2 separate regions of the Homo sapiens genome follow, and region 2 is linked to region 1. The links are chromatin contacts, found by Hi-C or POLR2A ChIA-PET in ENCODE. All regions are on one chromosome and are shown on one strand. The core of a region is the stretch at or near the end of the contact, and the rest is flanking DNA. Distances in the headings are between cores, read along the strand shown. Region 1 overlaps PCCA (propionyl-CoA carboxylase subunit alpha). Region 2 overlaps PCCA (propionyl-CoA carboxylase subunit alpha).

Evidence for each region. A loop is a pair of places that touch in the nucleus more often than their neighbours do. ChIA-PET counts read pairs that join two places held with the same protein, here RNA polymerase II (POLR2A).
Region 2: a loop to region 1 is called in a map of posterior cingulate gyrus, with 2.5 times the contacts of the local background. The contact joins two enhancer-like sites. A Hi-C loop is called at or near these places in 2 of 168 maps with a recorded cell type or tissue (IMR-90 and posterior cingulate gyrus). POLR2A ChIA-PET finds 5 or more read pairs at or near these places in 2 of 52 experiments (A673 and activated T-cell).

What each region holds. Positions count from the first base shown.
Region 1 is chr13:100,155,364-100,162,509 of GRCh38, forward strand. It overlaps PCCA (propionyl-CoA carboxylase subunit alpha), which reads left to right. Exons shown (of 24, transcript NM_000282.4): 6 at 1,924-1,977. Among named protein-coding and RNA genes, the nearest start is that of PCCA, 70 kb to the left of the region's middle. RefSeq lists enhancers at 3,900-4,401, 4,402-4,901. Within about 2 kb of position 1,593, at least 2 of the 41 ENCODE cell types and tissues checked have a DNase peak (open chromatin) inside an H3K27ac peak, as active enhancers do.
Region 2 is chr13:100,228,581-100,236,083 of GRCh38, forward strand. PCCA (propionyl-CoA carboxylase subunit alpha) reads left to right here. Exons shown (of 24, transcript NM_000282.4): 8 at 7,262-7,298. Among named protein-coding and RNA genes, the nearest start is that of PCCA, 140 kb to the left of the region's middle. Within about 2 kb of position 1,636, at least 4 of the 41 ENCODE cell types and tissues checked have a DNase peak (open chromatin) inside an H3K27ac peak, as active enhancers do.

The DNA.
Region 1 (7,146 bases), core at 343-2,842:
AAAAGAAATCCCAATTAGTTTTGAGTATTAACCCTTTCCGTGTAATAAGAGCATTTTAAAAAATTCTGTGTTATAAACAGGATCCAAAGACTGTGTTCAAATTCCATTTTAATAATTTAAAAATTACTTATACCTAGTACACTTCCAGAAATAAAAACAGCACATTTGGTAATTATTTTAGTTTGTTAATGTCAGTAGAATGCTCATAATTTACAAGGATAAATCATTCTCTCCACCCCCAGTTCTGTTTGAATAGAGTGGAATCCAAGGAAAAAAATGATTTCTGATATCAGAAACAGTGTTTTTTCTTCTATTTTCTTTTTTCTTTTTTTAATTATCAGAACTAATTATATATAGTGTTAAAAACTATGCAAAGTTATCTCTAAAACTGGATGGAAACATCCAACACCAGCAATTAAGCCTGGAGCGCTTCAATTAGCGCTCACATTTCTTTTGAAAGAAATGTTTTAGTAAGATGAATGTTTAAATAAAAAGCCTAATTCGTGAACCCATATTATAGATGTTTACAGTTTATTAGCACAGTTAGTGAAGGTAAAACACTTTAACCTTTTAACTATAGCTTGCCAAAATAAATATGTAGTTGAGTGTTGATAAAATGAAGTTGGTGGAATGAAAACTCTTCTTCTCTGATACAGTAGTTTAAATTCTTCTGTACCATGCTCATAAAGCTTAGTTCAGCTTTTTTTTTGTTTTGTTTTTTGAGATGGAGTTTCGCTCTTGTTGCCCAGGCCAGAGTGCGATGGCGTGATCTTGGCTCACTGCAACCTCTGTCCCGCCAGGTTCAAGCGATTCTCTTGCCTCAGCCTCCCAAGTAGCTGGGATTACAGGTGCCTGCCACCATGCCCAGCTAATTTTGTATTTTTAGTAGAGAAGGGGTTTCACCATGTTGGTCAGGCTGGTCTTGAACTCCTGACCTCAGGTGATCTGCCTGCCTCAGCCTTCTAAACTGCTGGGATTACAGGCAGGAGCCACTGTGCCCAGCCCGAGTTCAGCATTTAAAAGTCGCTGATACGTAGCTATTTCTGGATTATGATACTGGTTCCTTTAGAAATTTGACTCTCTTTTTAGCAGAATTATTTTACTAGAAGTATGTTCAACACTGGCTGATACTGAAGTGGCGAAATTTATGTTTGGCCAGTCTGGGAGAGCCAAAAATTACTTGATTGGATCAGGCTGGTAGATTGTAGCAATGTGGCTTGTGGGTGAGGATAGTATAAAGTAGTTGTGGATGGCAAAGTTTGGGGTGAGGAAGGAAAGAAGAGTAGACATTAGAAGAAAAAAAATTCAGAGCACAAAATAAAAGTAAAACCACACCTCCATTTTAGTTCAGTTTGATAGAAACGGCTTGTTGGTAGTTGCCGAGTATTATTAATGCCATCAGGAATAAAATGTGTTAGCTGTCCTAGTAGTCTGGGTTTTGGAAATTACCAGTTCGTGAGTACTGTAAAGAAAGGAGAATTTAGAGTTTTTCATCCATCTTTGCCAAGGTTCCTTTTACATAATTCTTTGATGCACCAGCCATTGTGAAATTCTCCAGAATTGTGGGCAAAGTTAGCCTCAGGAAAAGGAGAGAGAGTTTTGTTGAATAGTGTAGACAAATGCCAGTGGGCAGGAAGCTATGTGGGCATATACTCCCCATTGTGGTTAGGACAAAGGTAGTGTGTGGAAAATGAATCAGTTAGGACAAAGGGAGTGTGGAGAAAGTAAATATAAGAGGCAGTTTCTTGGAATTTGATTCTGATCCTAGAAATGTGAGTTAGAACTGATCAGTGTATAAGAGAAGTGTACTTATTCAAGGGCTCTTGAACAGTAAATATTAATACATAAATGCACTGTACATTTTGCTTATAAAGCTTTTGCAATATGATAAAATTGAAAGTGCTTTTTGCTTTCATTTCTAAGGTACATCCAGGTTATGGATTCCTTTCAGAAAACAAAGAATTTGCCAGATGTTTGGTAAGTTGGTAATGAACCAGAAACTGTTCATTTCTTTTTCAGAAAGCAGTGTGGTAGCATGGCTTTGTAAATGTGGGTAGTGATGGATTATAGAATTTTAATTAACCCAGCAGTTCTTTGAAAATTGTGACAAGTGAAGTGGTTTTAGTCTGAAACTCAACTGTTTATTTGAAGAGTAATTATAAAAACAGAAAAGTTTACAAAATCACCATTACACTGAATGAATGATACCTGGTTTATTATATACTGCATGATATTTGAATTAAAGTTAAAAACTTCAGATTTTTAACTGTAAATATGTTAGGGAGTTTAGTGAGTTATTGTAGTGATTTAATTATTTTGTGGCATTTAATATCAAATCTTACCAATGCCTCTATTTTGGGTGAAGTTGTTTTTAATGATCTAAATGTCCCCTTCCAGCTAGGTGAATTAACGTATGTTTGTTATTAAATTGATTTTTCCAGGTATATTTATAACTTCATTCAAGATGGTACTGAAACCTTATTTTTTAGGTACTAGAATATGATTTTGATTAATGTTTGTACATATGTTTGTTATTAGATCAATTATGCCAGGTACTATCTTAATTTATTCTAATATGTTATACTTGTTTCTGTGGCATACAGTCATGTGTTGCTTAACAGCGTGAATACATTCTGAGAAATGCATCATTAGGCGAGTTCATCCTTGTGTGAACATCACAGAGTCTACTTACAGAAATCTACATGGTAGAGTCTCCCACACACTTAGGCTAAGTGTGTTATAGCCTATTGCTCCTAGGCTACAAACCTATACGTGTTGCTGTACTGGATCCTGTAGGCTGTTGTAATACAGTGGTAGATATTTGTGTATCTAAACATGTAAACAGGGAAGATACAGTTAAAAATACAGTATTAGAATCTATGGAACCACTGTCATACGTGTGGTGCCTCATTGAAATATTCTGTGGAGCATAACTGTACTCGTATTCTGTTCTTCCACGGATTGGAAATTATTTGTGAATGTTGTTATTTTCTAGATGGAATTTCCACTTAAAATCTATAACTTTAACTTGAAACAATTATTAAGATCACAGAATTGTCTATTTGAACCACCTTGCTTTGTGGGTCCAAAACTAAGGCCTAAAGAGATATCCTGAGGGGGCAAATTACATGGACACATCCAGAGGTTCCAGTTTCCCAGGTTTTATGCAGCATATCTACATTTTTTTGTTTATATCCCTTTTTATTTTTTATCTTCCTTGGAATTTTGACCAAGATTCTGTTATTATAAAAACTATTTGAATATAATACTTAAATTTAGATGTGTATGTGTGTATATATATAATGTAATGTATTACATTTAAGTCCGTATAGATGAGAGGTCGGCACACTACAGTCCACAGGACAAATGCAGCCTGCTGCCTGTTTTTGTCAATAAAATTTTATTGAAACACAGCCATGCTCTTTCATTTATGCATTGTCTATGCTGCTTTTGTCCTGTGACAGCAGAGTTGAGTAGTTGTGACAGAGACCATTTGGCCTATCAAGCCTAAAATACTTTTTCTATGGTCCTTTATACAAAAAGTTTGGGAACTCCTGCTATAAATGAATATCCAAATCCAAATTATATGAGTAGGATAAGTGATGTGGTGCCAGTATTATACATTTATTCCTATACAGTTAATACATTTATTTATTTTATATATTATATATAATATTATATACAGTTTATGCATTTTTTCAGTTATTAAAAAAATGCTGCCTTTTTTTTTTTTTTTTTTTTTTTTTTTGAGACATAGCCTTGCTCTGTCACCCAGGCTGGAATGTAGTGGCATGATCTCGGCTCACTGCAACCTCTGTCTCCTGGGTTCAAGCTATTCTGCCTCAGCCTCCTGAGTAGCTGGGATTACAGGCACACACCACCACGCCTGGCTAATTTTTGTATTTTTAGTAGAGACGGGGTTTCACCATTTTAGTCAGGCTGGTCTTGAACTCCTGATGTCGTGATCCGCCCACCTCAGCTTCCCAAAGTGCTGGGATTACAGGCGTGAGCCACTGTGTCTGGCCAAAAAATGCTTCTTTAAAGTCTGTTTAAGGCCTTTGAGAAGGATATATTAATAAAAATGAATCCAATCTGGTTCCCGCGCAGAATGCTGCAGTCCATGGGTGCTATGAGTCCTGGGTGCTCATAGTCATGTTACGGAAAATAAGTTGATACACAAATAACTTCACTTCAGGGAAGAAAATACTGTGAGATAAGATCAATATCTTTGTAAATGAAAGTAAGAAGGATGATTTCCATCTGGGGTTCTACATTAGAGAAAAACCTGTAGAATATACAACCTCCTCCTTTCTTTCACACGAGTTTTCTTTCCAAACCTATTTCCCCATTTCCCTTTTATCAGTGCTGTGCCTCCACCCAGCCTGACTGTGCGCTGCTCCCATGCGTGGCTGGCTCTGCCCTCAGTGCTTTCCTCACTCTCTCTGGGTGGGTGTGCCTGGCCTCCCACCCACCGTGTCTAACTGCTGCCTGCCCTTGAAGGCACAGTTCATATGCAGCCTCTGCGGGGAAAGGGTTCTAGATCCTTCTGTTGAGAAGTAATTTCTTTCCTTGGACTTTTTGTTTCAGTTTGATTGGAATGTTTTTGTTTTTGGAAAAATGATTTGTGCTTTATCTGATACATTGTTTTTACTTAATATCCAGGACTAAAATGATTTTTTGATTTTTTTTGCATAACTGCTGTGTATTTGCTTTAGAAAGTGTACAATAGGCCAAATTCCCCCAATGTAAAAACACACCAAACTTTACAAGACTGATAATTTTTTATGCTGAGTTTACGCGAAGTGGGATTGGATTTTATACAGTCCCTGCTGTCCATGACTTGAAAAAGATCATGTGGGCCGGGCGCGGTGGCTCATGCCTGTAATCCCTGCACTTTGGGAGGCTGAGGTGGGCAGATCACTTGAGGTCAGGAATTCGAGACCAGCTTGGACAACATGGCGAAACCCCATCTCTACTAAAAACATAAAAATTGGCCAGGTATGGTGGCACGAGCCTTTGATCCCAGCTACGTGGGTGGCTGAGGCAGGAGAATCGTTTGAGCCCGGGAGGTGGAGGTTGCAGTGAGCTGAGATCACGCTACTGCACTCCAGCCTAGGCAACAGAGCGAGACTCTGTCTAAAAAAGAAAAAAAAAAAAAGATCATGTCTTTTTGTTATTGCTTAGATAGTTCATAGAAAAAACAAAGCTACACATAATCCTCATAAAAATAGCAATTTTCAATAATTTTAATGTGCTGAGCTAACAGATTTTATTTCCAAGCTGTTTTCTATTCTGTATTTTCCCTGCAGGCTTCTTTTATTATGAGCATTAAAGGACCATCCATGGGAGACTATGAGGATTGTTAGGATGAGGCAAAGACATCTTAACAGAGTTTACAAAGAGCTTTGAAACGTGAAACTACCTTCTCTGGAAAAATGGGATGTTGGCTTGAAGATATTTCTTAGTATTCTGTGTTTTCTTTCTGGTTTTTCTATGTTGTTTTAATCATATTATCATACCTTGTCATTTCAGGTAACATAGCATAAGTTATAGTAATTAGTTTCAAGAGAAACATATGTTAGAATTTGTGTTTTGTGTTTGGATCCTATCTGTGTACTTGAAAGATACACGTATATGTAGATGGATAGTGAGTTCCATCAGGATGCTCAGCGTTGAAAGCATAGGAGGGAACTGTGCTGAGCGTGTGAGGTTTGGCGATTGTGCTCTTTTATCTTCTTTCTTTCTTGAGTTTTTAGCAAGATAAGACATGTAACTACTGTAAAATGAGAGGTAATTTTTAAAATAGCCACTGGGTTAACCAAAAACCTTTTAAATAGCTGTGGCATCCAGTGTGGGCAAGGGTCACATAGTTTTGTTCCTGGAAGTGTAAATTGTTTCAGACCTCCCCCGGCCCCCAGAAATTTGCTAGTATTTATCAAAATTTAAAACATCTATATGTTCTTTAATTTAACAGTTCCACCCTTAAGAATCTCACTTACAAAGATATACTTGAGAAAATGTTCATGGTAAGGTGTTTCATAATAGCAAAATTTAGAAAGTGTTCAAAAGTAAAATGTGGAGAATGGTGGCTTCCCTGCAGGGTCATTGGTCCTCAGTTACAAGGCTGCAGTCCATGATGTGTTATAGTTTAAAGTGTGTTGTAAGCACTTTGTAACTAATACTAAAATTCTGAAGTTAGCAAGTTTGCCAGTGACTTTGTTTAACAATTTTTTTGTTTATAAAATAAAGTGGATTAAAAATGATCCATATGATACTCTACTCATTCATATTTGGACTTTTTTTTTATTTGAGTAGGAAAAAATAGGAGAGACTTAGACCTTGCAAGCCCAGGGTTGTTTATAACTCTTATTTTCACTATATGGGCTATAATCTGCATAGCTCATGGAAATACATTATTTTTATATATCGCAGCTTAAGAAGGGTTGAGAATTGTTACTGTAGTGTATTTTGTGTAGACATCATTTTAATGACATAAATTTTCTTATTAACATTATTATATTTTCCATTTTGGACACAGACCTTTGATTTTAGTATCTTAAAATTTTTAATTTTTGAGAATGTAAAATGCTAAGAAATTTAAGCACATGAAAACATTGAAAATTAGGATTTCTTTCCATCTTTGAACCTTCGAAACAAGACCCCAATTTAAGTCTTTAGAGGTCACCACTGTTACCTTCTGGAGCATGTGTGTCTGTATGTGTGTGTGTGTGTGTGTGTGTGTGTGTGTCTGTCTGTCTGCGTGTGCTAGAATTTTGCTATCATTTGTTTTGTAAGATACTCTTAGTTGCTTAAGTAGGACTTACTTTTTTTATATGAAAAGAAGTGGCATAGAACTTTTCTTATATAAGAAAACAGTGGTCCCTAGGCTTTTAAAAATAAGTATGGAATACCTACCTGCAGGTAAGTTATTTAATCTTTATGACAACTTATGATGTATTCTTATTTTTATTCTTGGTTTTATGGAAGAGAGAACAATCTCTGAAAGTTTAAATAAATGCCTTGTCCAGTGTCACATAGCTGGTAAATGAGAGAGTATGGATCCGTTGTTTAGTATATGTTCCAGACTGACTCTCAGATGCATTGGAACTGGGCTGGGCCGTTAGTGGTATTTGTTTTTGATCGATA
Region 2 (7,503 bases), core at 386-2,885, 73 kb after region 1:
TAAAATATATTTATTTTATATAAATAAAGAACAAAGGCTGGGCGCGGTGGCTCACTCCTGTAATCCTAGCACTTTGGGAGGCTGAGGTGGGAGGATCACTTGAGGTCAGGAGTTCGAAACCAGCCTGCCAAGATGGTGAAACCCCATCTCTACTAAAAATACAAAAAAAATTAGTCATACGTGGTGGTGTGTGCCTATAATCCCAGCTACTTGGGAGGCTGAGGCAGGAGAATCGTTTGAACCTGGGAGGTGGAGGTTGCAATGAGCGGGGATCGCTCCATTGCACTCCAGCCTGGGTAACACAGTGAGACTCTTTCTCAAAAAAAAAAAAAAAAAAGCACAAAGTATATTTAGTAAAATAAAGTTTAACCTTTTACATTTTTATGAAATAAAGTTTGATATCTATACATTGAAATGAGCTGCTTTCTTTTGTTTTGTATTATAACTTAAACTTGTGGCTTTTCAATTTGAAAACTTATTGCCATGTAGAATTTGATTTTTTTTTTTTCCTAATGCAACACTTTACTTAAAAATTATGGAGTAGAACTATATTTTTTAGAAGAGCAGGTTTTACAAAACCTAAAATTCAAACTCTGGAAGTTGCATGATGTGGTGGAAGAAGTGCTGGACTGAGAATCCCAAAAATATTGGGCTTGGTTTTGCCCAATGCCAACAGTATTTCACTGAGTGCACCTTGTTTTAAACTGAAGCAAAACTGAAGTGTAAAAAGTAAAGTAGAGGTTCCTCTTCAAAGACTTTCCTCCCCATCTAATTAGGAATAAATAGTAACTTCTCTTAGAAGCAAAATTTATTCTAAGACCTGTGCTAACATTCTTAAATATCTGCTAGCTGTAATAAAGAAATCAATGTACTTTATGTTCTCAGCTCCCACAATTTAGCCTAAATATTTGCCCTGGCATGCTTATACTGGTCCAAGCAAGCATTAAGTCATAGCCTGTTCCTCTTCCTTATTTGAAGGTGTTTTTACCTTTCTCAGTATTCCACAAGTTACTTCCTCCTTCCTTTGTTCTCCTCTGCCGTTGCCTCTTTTAAAAAGTTCTATGTTGTTAGCCAATTGGGACAAATACAAAATGTGAGGTCCTGTTCCAGCCAATGGAAACCGGACACAGCAGTAGGGTGGGCGCCTCAGGTTATAAATGACCCTGTCTCCTTTGTTCAATGTACTCTCGTGGCAAAACTGCTGGCGAATGTACCCTTTCTGCAGAAAGTAAACATGGCCTTGCTGAGGAAATTAAATTTATGTTCCAGTGCTGTTTCTTTACGGCACTGGGGAACAAGCATTTCTAACAGAAGCCTGTCTGGTTCTGAGTCCCTGCCCTGAACCCCTGCCTTTGGATGTCAGTTAACTCACTTATAAAACCGCTGCTCTGGAGATGAATAGTTCTGTTGGCATTTGTGAGATTGTGTCTTATCCTAACAGACTAATTTTTATGGAAGCTGATGCGGATAGTTGTTTATTCATGGAAGAAATAATGTGTTGATTGCGTTAATTTGCTAAACTCTGGGGATTTAGTAGAGAGTAAGACAGCTAGTTGTTGCCCTCATGAAGGTTAAGTGTGAAAAGGGCTGCATAATTGCAGGGCGTGGTGTATGTGTTCATGTGGCAATGATACCTAGCCAGGTGTGGGAGGACTGGAAAGGCACTCTAAAGAAAGTGGCAGGCTGGGCGCGGTGGCTCATGCCTGTAATCCCAGCACTTTGGGAAGCCGAGGTGGGCGGATCACCTGAGGTCAGGAGTTAGAGATCAGCCTGGCCAAAAATGGTGAAACCCTGTCTCTACTTAGAATACAAAAATTAGCCGGGTGTGGTGGTGTTTGCCTGTAGTCCCAGCTACTCAGGAGGCTAAGGCAAGAGAACTACTTGAACCCAGGAGGCAAAGGTTGCAGTGAGCCGAGGTCGTGCCACTGCACTCCAGCCTGAGTGACAGACTCCCATCTCAAAAAAAAAAAAAAAGAAAGAACGTGGCATTAGCTGAAACTGGAAGCATGCCACCCTGGACTCTGGGAGGAAATGGTCATTTTCCTGTCACCCAGACTACTGCCTCCCAGCCTGACTCTTCAGATCCCTCTTGCCTCTCAAAGTGTTCATTTGTTTGTTCATTCATTCATTTATTCTTCCAACAACTGTTGGTTGAATAACAACTGTGCCAGGCGTGTGCTCGGGATTTGAAATACCTAACTTGAACCAGCTGGACAAGGGTTTCTGTCCTTATGGAGCTTACATTTTAATGGGCTAGGGAGGTGCAGAGGGTGGACAGTGCACATCATAAGTAAGCAGATGCTATGCCAGAATTCTCCAGCCTGCAACCAGAGCTAGCCCTTCATTTCCTTGCTCTGAGGCTACAGTTCAGTTTCTCTCATGTGGCTGTGAGGCCCAGCCTTCCCCTCGCCTCTCTCTTCAGGTCCCAGACACTGTTTTTCACTACGCTTCTATTTCTAAGGTGTCTTTTCAGTTACCACGCCTGAGAAAGTTTTCAGGAATCTATTTTTGGATTAGAGATCCCCTGTTGTCACATGCCCTCTTTAAAACTTGTACATAACATGCACCACATAATCATTCCTTAGCTGCTGTGTGGCTGTATTTAAGGTTTGTCTTTTCCACCAGCCTGTAAATTACCTGTTGGCCAAGATGATGTCTTTCTTGTTCCGTCCCGTGTCTTCAGGGCCCAGAATTGGGCCTATTGTAATAAAAGCTGGTTTGGTAAAAGGGGAGAGAGTTACTGGCTGAGGCTGGCTGAACTGAGAAGGCTGTGCAAGGCTGGGGAGCCTGCCTGGGCCTTGGGCTGCAGGGTAAGATGCAAGATGAACAGGGGTGGGGCTGAGACTCATGCTTAGGCGGACAGGATCAAGTATTGAAACCAGCCTAGGGAGTTCAAACTTGGTTTTGAGGCAATGGGATGTCATGAAAAGCTTAAGTGATTTTGGGGACTCCTAGTTTGTTTTGATAACATTTAATATTCTCAAAATCATTAATAATTTGATAACTTCAGGCATGGCTGATTTAATTTTTAAACTATGAAAATATGAAGTATGAAATTATGATTCTTATGGTAAAAAAGTTCAACGTGTACCTAAGAGCATACAATTTTAATTTCCCTTTTCCTACAACTTTTAATCCTACCTTTTACATTTATTTATTTATTTATTCTTAAATATAGACAAGGTCTTGCGATGTTGCTTAAGTCAGTACAGAACTCCTGGGCTCAAGTGGTCTTCCTGCCTGGGCCTCCTGAGTAGCTGGGATTATAGGCCTGAGTTACCATGCCCGGCTGTCTGTCCTACTTTTGAGCAGTAAATTGGTTTCTGTAGCTGTCTAATGCTTAAACTTTCCTGTGCGTTCAAATGTGTATTTCTGTCTTAATGTAGGTAAGGTCATACGCTATGTACTCCAACTTGCTACCCCCGCCCCCAGTATATACTTTATTTTGCTTATTTTTACAGTGTAAGAGTTACTCTCTTAAAGCTTAATTGTCATTTGTCATTGCCTTGTATAGAACCAAGGCATCTTGGACTGTGTACCAAATCCCATAAGATCTGGCCAGAACAGGGCCACGCCGTCCATACCTCCTTATCTTGTGCTTTGCTGCCACTTCCTTACTGTGTTTCAGCTTTAGCTGCCTGATATTCTTTCCCTATGAAATTGCTTCCTCATCTAGGATTTTTATATGTGTGGTTCCCTCTGTCTAATGTTCTTTCTCCCTGATCTTTCCATGGTAGCTAGCTGTTTATGTTTATGTGTGTGTGTGTATGCGTGTGTGTGTGTGTGTGTGTGTGTGTGTGTGTGTGTGTGTGGTTTTAGAGACGGAGTCTCACTTTATTTCCCAGGCAGGAGTGCAGTGGCGCCATCATGGCTCACTGCAGCTCTGACCTCCTGGGCTCATGCAATCCTCCTGCCTCAGCCTCCCAAGTAGCTGGGACTACAGGTCCCACCACCACACCCAGTAATTTTTGTATTTTTTTGTAGAGATAGAGATCTTGCCATGTTGCCCAGGCTAGTCTCAAACTCCTACCCTCAAGTGATCCTCCCATCTTGGCCTCCCAAAGTGCTGGGATTACAGGTGTGAGCCACTGTGCTTGGCCTGGCTAGATGTCTTTATCCTTAGGTTTAAAATTTTACTCCAGAAGGGCCCTTTCTGAGCAGCCTGTCTGAAACAAGTTCTCCCTAGTATTCTTGCCTGAGTACTCTGTTTCTATGTAACATTTATTTTAGTTATCAATTGATTTGTTTATTTTCTGTTTCTCTCATTAGTTTGTAATAAGCTCCATGAAGGCAGAAGATGTATTTCATGTAGTGTTGCTGGGCAGATAGTTATTGAATTAATGTATAAGTGGTTGAATAAGAACATATAGATCAACTGCATTCTTTTTAAAGGCTAATATTTCATTTTATGGATGTACCAGTCCTTTGTTGAAGGCTTACTAAATTGTTTTTCAGAATTTTTTTCTTATTAAAACACCACCAACGAATTCAAAATAATGAATTTCTTTGTATGTCTCTCTGTGTTCACTCATGTGGGTATATCTGTAGGATGACTTCCCAGGAGTAAAATTTCAGAACAAAAGATAACGTGTCCTCAAACTTTTGGTAGATACTGACAATTTCTTTTTAAAAAGATTATCCCATTTTCTATGACACCAGTAATATGAGAAGTATTTAACTTTGTCATCCTGGCCATTATCAGATTTTAATTTGCTAGAGGAAAAGTGAGATCTCATTGTTTTAATTTGTATTTCTGTAATTAGGAGCAAGGCTGAGCACAGATATTGTGCTTCTGGAACTGTTTTTCTGTGAGCTTTTAATTTAATCTTTTGTGATGATTGTTGGTCCTTTTTTTAGTTGATTCAGAGTTTGATTAAAGTTTTTTAAACTTATGATGTTATAGGCAACCTTTACAGTGTGATGTCACTTAGTGCCATTGAATTTGGAGCTATATAGGGCTTTTTATCTCTTCAAAAGTAATTTTGTAGAGCCTGATAATAAAACTTCATGTTCTCAAAGACCATATTGGGGCTGAGTGTATAATATTTAGTAGTTTATTATTGAAACAGTAATAGAGATTTTAATGTCCAGTGCATAATAGGTCCTCAGTAAAGTATTTTTGGATGAATGAGTGACAAGTGAAAAGTTAATTTTTAAGGCAGCTTGATTTTATTTGAAAGTTCATTTAGAAGAATCTAATTTTCATAGTAAGAAGACTTAGCATGCTGTTAAGTTGAAAGATAAGCTTGCTTTGTGGCATGCTATAGAAGTGTTGGATTTGTGGCAGTGGAATTTTTAATTTGCTGTGTCAGATATAGATATGGCTTTATGTATCCATACACACCCAGCTATAACATGTATATTCAAATAAGTGACAAAATATGTCTAATGAATTTTTGAATTACCTTTTAAAACTTGCCTGTTAGTTCTCTCAAGTGATGAACTTTTTACAATAGCAGTTTATTTTCTCTCATCACGTTGGAAAGAAATGTTAAAAGTTTTCTTCTAGGTTTATTATAATCCAGTCTTCATCAGCCATCACTCTTCCTGTATTTTGTTCAAGAGGCACTAATTGTTCGCATTTGGCAGGTTTAACACTTCCTGACAGAGAGGCTATTAAGGGGAAGTATTCTCCAATAACTGTCACTGGCTGGAACAAAGAACCTTCCAACTCAATGTGTGGAAACCACTAACATTCTTAAATGACCCTTTTCATGGATTTTCATCCCTTTAAGCTAAAGTTTGGAGAATGTAGGGTCAGCGAAAACAGCAACGTGTAATAAAGCAGTAAACCTTGATTTTGGAAGGCATAGGGTGGGAGATATAGATTTATCTCTGACTTGAAAACAATTGTTATTTGGAAAATCTCATTAGCAGATGTGACTGCTTGGAGTAAAAAAAAAAAAAAACAACTTAAAACTGATGTCGCTTTCAGGACCCCTTTGAACTTAACAAGCACCTATTTGTGGAGCAGACTGGCTAATGAAAGGAAATTAAATTTTTCTGACAACTTCCCCTGCCAACCTCCTTATTCAGGGGATGTTATTAGGTACTGAAGAACTTTAAAGAAGATTTTTTTTTATTAGACATAAGTGAACCAGTTATAAACATCCCCCCCCGCCCCCTTCTCGGAGGATTCTGACATGGTTGCTCTACATTTTAAACGTATTAGCTTAAAAGCTTAAAAAACACTGGGCTTCACTTCAGCATTTTAGTCATTTTCTAAAAATTCAGTCACACTTACCAGCTGTGGTTTCAAAACAATATTGTCAGTCTTTGTGGTAGTTTAGTTTGTGTCACTGAATTACACAAACACACACACACACACACACACCCCACACATACCCACACACACGAAGGAGGCTTAGATTTCAACATTATCTTTATTGTTATTTGGGGAAATGATTCAGCAGTGTCCTGTGTTGGATGTGTTAGGTGAGGGTTAATGATCAGTGAAATTACTTAGATTCAAGGGAAGTTTTTGTCTTTTCATCTTCTTAGAGGTAGAAGTGGCATTGGTTAATATTTAGCAATAACTAATCCTTAAATGGATAAACTTTTACCCCTTACTGTTTAGGAAGGTATTTTCTTTCTTTTGCTTTTTGGAGTTTTTTCCTCCAGTAGTTGGTTCGTTGAAATTAAAGTTTTTTTTTAATTTATGTAACAAGATACAATTGTAGAGATAAAATATGTACCTGAAAAAAAAAAAAAAGAAAGAAACAATAGAAAAGAAAAGGTAATGCAGATTACCAAAAGGATTTTTTGGAACAATTCGTAATTCCTGTAGGTACTGGAAATTAACTTTCATATTTCTGCAAAATCGATCAACTACTCCCAAACAATAGAGAATCAACTCCCCCTGCTGACAGAATCTAGGAAAACATGACACATAATATTGGACAGAAACAAGCTGGCTGCGGACAAGCTTTAATGACCTGATTTATGATTCAGTATTGATTGTAAACATCTAAATTCTGCCATTAAATTCCGGCAACTGCACCAAATCATTGGCAATTCTGGTAGTGCTTCCTGCCAGCTCATTTCAACTGCTTTGAGTTTCTTAATATAATAATGATGAGGTAGAATTTACATTCCACTTATGGTATTAATTTTACATTTCTCTGAATGAAAAGGGTTAGAAGGTAGTAAAATTGAACATTAAATGAATCGGAGGAGACAGTAGTGCAATATATGACTGCCCTAAAGACATTGTGCAATGCCTCATGGGATTAATGTTGAGTCTCATTTCCTGCTTTTACAGGATGCAGAAGAAGCTGTCAGAATTGCAAGGGAAATTGGTAAGTCCTTAAATTAACTTTGGTAGGATTTCTGTGTCTTTCAGCAGATACGGTTGAGTCAACAGGTAATAAGTAATTCCCATAGAGCAAATAATACTTTAATAGTTTTAGATTTTGATTACTTGTTGCTCTGGAAGAATGTATCAGTTGAATTGCCAAATTCTATTATTAAAGGAGACTGTAAAGAGTAATTTGACCTTAACTA